2 separate regions of the Mus musculus genome follow, and region 1 is linked to region 2. Evidence: chromatin loops called from intact Hi-C (ENCODE). Cell type or tissue: left cerebral cortex. All regions are shown on one strand.

What was found. A loop is a pair of places that touch in the nucleus more often than their neighbours do. Peaks named below come from ENCODE experiments on the same cell type or tissue, not always from the same donor. Only the 100,000 strongest peaks of a DNase experiment are listed, where the experiment ranks them.
Region 1: a loop joins it to region 2, with 2.6 times the contacts of the local background. A loop is called at or near these places in 4 of 42 quality-filtered maps.

What each region holds. Positions count from the first base shown.
Region 1 is chr7:46,638,738-46,641,237 of GRCm38, reverse strand. Sergef (secretion regulating guanine nucleotide exchange factor) reads left to right here and starts at 1,431. Exons shown (of 11, transcript NM_013789.2): 1 at 1,431-1,525. The coding sequence starts at 1,466. In left cerebral cortex, a CTCF peak has its summit at 1,246; DNase peaks (open chromatin) are centred at 1,419 and 2,075; H3K4me3 peaks cover 1,852 bases; H3K27ac peaks cover 1,641 bases.
Region 2 is chr7:46,769,589-46,772,088 of GRCm38, reverse strand. Hps5 (HPS5, biogenesis of lysosomal organelles complex 2 subunit 2) reads left to right here. Exons shown (of 23, transcript NM_001005247.2): 16 at 1-482. Among named protein-coding and RNA genes, the nearest start is that of Saa2, 19 kb to the right of the region's middle. In left cerebral cortex, a CTCF peak has its summit at 1,184; a DNase peak (open chromatin) is centred at 1,187.

The DNA of each region.
Region 1 (2,500 bases), 130 kb after region 2:
CCACACATGAAACATGGAGTCTGTTTTATGTTGGTCAGCTACTCCTGAGCATGGGACCTACCCAGGAGGGTGACTGATATGCCCAATCGTCCCATTGGAGACAACTGGTTTTCTCTTTCTCATGAAGTATTGATTGCAAATAGCTTCTTCGTCAGGGAGGGGCCTTTGTGCCCACTTCTCTTCTTCAGTGCTGGGATTTTGTCTGTAAAACCAGAGACTGTTGACAGCATGCACAAGACCCGCACAAGTCCACCTTACCGTGCAATGTGCAAGTTACTGGCATTTCTTGCTTCCGGAACTGCTGGTAAGACACCTTTCTATTATACCCTGTTGTGACTTCCTATTAGAACAGGCTGGAAAGAAGTGATCAAAATGGCAACAGCAAACCGGTGAACAGCACATGGAATCTCTCACGGCTTCTATTTTCTCTTTCTGGAGTAAGAGCAGCTTTGCCTGGCTTGTCTGGATCTTTCTAAGCACCACCACCAAACTTTTCAAGAAACCACAGTGTGGAGGAGGAAAGACCAAGGGTGGCTTCCCTCACAAGACACAGCAGACAGTAACATGTCAGTAGCATGAACAGGTGAGACCTAGACAGAAGCTTCCCTGACACATTTTCCAATGTGAGGGTCTAGGAAGAAAAGGAAGGCGAGGCCTTGAGACCTGTCTGTACAGGGGCCAGAGCTACGAATGCAGATCATCGCCTTAAATGGGACATGATCTTTTTGTCCTCCTTCCAGATTCCAGATTCCAAATTCCATTTCCCCCAGTGTGCACTGGTACACTGTATTACTAAACTCTCACCAACATCACGACAACGTTGATAGAAAGCTGTATTGTATGAAAATCTATCTTGGATGAGAATTATCTATGCTCGTGATTAGAATTAGGGCAGATGGTGCGGGGCCGCGGAGAGTAGGGAGAACGCAGGGGCACATCAGACAATAGCCAGCCCCAGTTGTGTCACCAGTAGTGGGTTTCCGCTGTGGAAGGCTAACACGGCTCCCCAAGACTCTCGGGTTCCCAAACGCACAGCGAAGCGGGCCAAGGTAGCTTCGTGAAGACTCAGGACTGGACTCTTGCCATCTTCAGTTCAGGTCCCTTCCCACCGTGCTGTTGCACCCCTGTCAGGTCATCTGCTCTGGGCAGCGTGGGACAGGTGGCGAGTTTTCCAGATTACTGAACATGGTGCAGAATTACGAGTGTGGGTGTAGTAAGGCACCTCCGGGTGTGTTCCCTGGCGGCCGCGAGGTGCCTGCTGACAGTGCTTTGGTTGAGTCCCGGCGCTCTAGGGCAGGACCATACCTAGCTACGTCTTGCTCCAGTCCCATTAGCCCCTCCTAATCCCTAATTTTACCCCGCCTCCATCCCGCTGACCGCGCCCAGCTCCCGGACTCGCCCTGCCCCTGGCCTCCGAGGCCCCGCCCCGCGTCAGCCCTCCCGGAAGCGCCGGCTGAGCGTGTGCATGGCGCGGGAGTCCTGCGCCTCCGAGACTGTCTCTGCCGCTGCTGTGCTCTTCGCCTGGGTACGTGGCTCCGCCCCCGGGCTAGGGCAGAGACGAAGGGGCGAGGAGACCCGGGAGCTCCCGGCGTCTGCGTGGGTGGCAGGGAGCTGGGAGGCGGCGGCCCGAGCTAGGGTCCTGGATTGGAGGATCCTGGGTTGCAGCAAGGAGGAGAGGGTGCGGAGGGAGGGTCTCCCCGCAGTGCCTGAGGGGCCTACTGCTAGCTGTGGGATGAGGACCCGAGGGACTGAAGCACTTCGGGAGGACCCTGCATCCAGAGCAAAGCATCCATTCTGGGAAAGCGCTCGGCCGCCAGACTGCCTAGAAAGACAGCGTGGAGGCTTGGCAGAGAGATCTCGGTCCCAGAGCTCCTGGGGCCACCTGTGTCATCGAACCTGCCTTTTGCTTGGAGGATGGAAGGCTTCTTTCCAGCGCCATCACCCTGGGGAGCGTCCTGTGGATGTGAGGCCTGTGGAGTATGGCCGCGCAAGGCACAGACCCTGCGTATTTGCTGTTACTCGGCTGTGACCAAATCTTTTCTCTTCTGGGGGTGTGGAAGTCTGGGCTGGGCAGGTTTGACACTGCACTTTGACTGACCTATGGTCATCCTTCCGTGTGATTGGAGAGGAGGCTTTATACCCACGAGTGTGGGGGACATGCGTGACAGCATGCATATGTCGGGTGTTGCTGTTCTTAGTATTAAATACCAAAATTGTAATGGAATGCATGATTTGTTAACGGCAGTCTCCTTGACTACAGCGGAGGTGTTCTTGAGAGCGAGTACTGAGCCAGTGGTGTTCACATTGTCTCTCTTGGTGCCTGGCATCTTGTAGACCCCAGGGAAATATTTGTTGACTAAAGAATGAATGAATGAATGAATGAATGAACGAGCGAATGAAACGAATGAATGAGTACTTGTGTGCACAGCCATCTGTTAATGTTTGGGAAATACATAGCTATTCCCAGTTCTTGTGATAGAGGAAGCCATAACAGCTATGT
Region 2 (2,500 bases):
CATGAAAGACTTCCCCGGCATTTCCAATACCAGCAGTCCAACCGTGAAATCAAACTTGGGTGCACACCTCCTCGGTGAGACAGAAAAGAGAGTATTAGATGAAGAGAGTGGAGAAGGAAGAAGGGTCTCTTTAGTCACTGAAGAAGCTGGAGGTCAGATAACCTGTGACCCTGTAAGCAACCTCAGTGAGCCCTCGGCTGACCGTTTTCGAGTATGCTCTCCATACGCCATCACAAACAGCCTTCAGAGGGACCTGGCGGAATTGACAACGTTGTGCTTGGAACTGAATGTGTTGACTTCAGCAATGGAAAGCGTAGGTGGGCATGTGGACCGGGCTTCACAGCAGCTCTCTCCAGAAATCCTGGCTTGTCGTTTCCTAAAGAAGTACTTTTTTCTTCTGGACTTGAAAAGAGCAAAGGAGAGTATCAAGCTCACTTACGACAGCCCTTGCGTTTGGGACACTTTTGTCGAAGGACTAAAAGGTAACTATCAGGTGGCATTGCCAAATGTAGAGGTATTTTATAATGTGGGCACTTGACAAAAGATTTGGCTAGAACTCTCTGTCTGGCCAGACTCTCTTCTGTTTTCTACTCAACTCTTTTAAAAAAATACGTATTTGTATGTATGTGTGTATGCCTCTGATACATGAAAATACACACTAATCATAAATGAAGTTACTTTTTACATTAACATAGAAAGTAAGGGGTTTCATCATGGCATCTTCGTATGTGTTACATACTTTTCCTCATTCGCCCCTGGCCTTCTTTTTCCTCTTTTCAGCGGATGCCTTTTTCCCTCCAGTTCTCCTCTTCTGTTCTATTACTTTCTCTACAGCTGCGCAATAGAAAACATGCGGCATTTCTGAGTCTTTCTGAGTCTGACTTATTTTGCTTAACATGATTCCCAGTTCCATCCATTTTCCCACACAAGTCATGATTTCATTTTCCTTTATGACCACATAAATTCCATATTCTTTATGTACCACATTGTTTTTAACCATTCACCCTCTGATGGACGGACAGGCATGTTCGGTTTCTTAGCTATTGTGAACATTGCAGCTAACTTGGCTGAGCGGGGTACCTTTGGTGTGTTGACTTGGGATTCCTGGGATGGATACCTGGCTCATATGGCAGATCTAAACTCCAGTGTCACAGCAACTGTAGCAGTTTGCATTCCTGCCAGCAGTGGGAGCTCTTCCCCCCCACATCAGAGGCAGCTGACTGTTCTGACACTGTTCTTTGGCCTGTCTCTTCAGGACCATTGAAAACTACCATAAAAAACCAACAACCACATTTTACTTAGGTCCCGAGTCATACCATTTTTGCTTTCATTGTTTGTTTAGTTTGTTTGTTTGTTTTGAGATAGAGTCTTTGTACAGAGCCCTGGCTGTGGCCTCAAATTCATGAGATCCACCTGCCTCTGTCTCCCAAGTGCTGGGATTAAAGGCGTGCTCCACCATTTCTGGCCTTTTTTGAAACCAGAAAAGTTGTTTTTTGTTTGTTTGTTTGTTTTGTTTTGTTTTTTGGATTTTTCGAAACAGGGTTTCTCTGTGCAGCCCTGGCTTTCCTGGAACTCACTCTGTAGACCAGGCTGGCCTCGAACTCAGAAATCCGCCTGCCTCTGCCTCCCAAATGCTGGGATTAAAGGCATGCGCCACCGCTGCCCGGCAAGTTTTTGTTTTTCTAACTAGCTTGCCACTCCCTTTATTCACTGAGGTTGGCTGTGAATGGTTCCTGAATGCTCCCAAAAGGCAGTTCTTCCTCCTTAGGATGAAGATTTGCTCCATGGCTGGTGTTTGTTTTGGTTTTATGTTTTAAAGGTCAACTATTTTTAAATCAATTTTACTGAATTTATTTTGTCTTTTTTTTTTTTTTTTTTTTTTTTTTTCCCAGAGCTGAGGACCGAACCCAGGGCCTTGCGCTTGCTAGGCAAGCGCTCTACCACTGAGCTAAATCCAATTTTACTGAATTTAAATCTAAAAGATGATATGGGATACAGGTTCTGTAAAACCTGAACAGATTGCCTTCAGTAATAGAGATATGTGACTCATAAGCACACACATACATGGTACACACACACACAGTGCACACATACATGGAACACACACACAGTGCACACATACATGGTACACACACAGTACACACATACATGGAACACACACACACAGTACACACATACATGGTATATACAAACACAGTACACACAGAGTCCTATAAACTTACTTTTTCAAAGCATAATAGTCACTTCCATTTCCACTATTTGTGCTTTTGTCCTCTGACAATTTGCTTTATGTGAGTCTGACAAGGAGACTTAGAGGTTAGGAGCTGGCACTTGCTGCTCTTGCAGAGGACCTGAGCCTGGCTCACAGCACCCACATCAGATGGCTACCACTCCAGCTCCAGGGGATCCCGTGCTGTCTCCTGGCCTCTGGGTACACCAGCACACACATACACAAAAATAAAAATTCCACGGAGTTTTATCTCCCAGTTTAACTTACAAT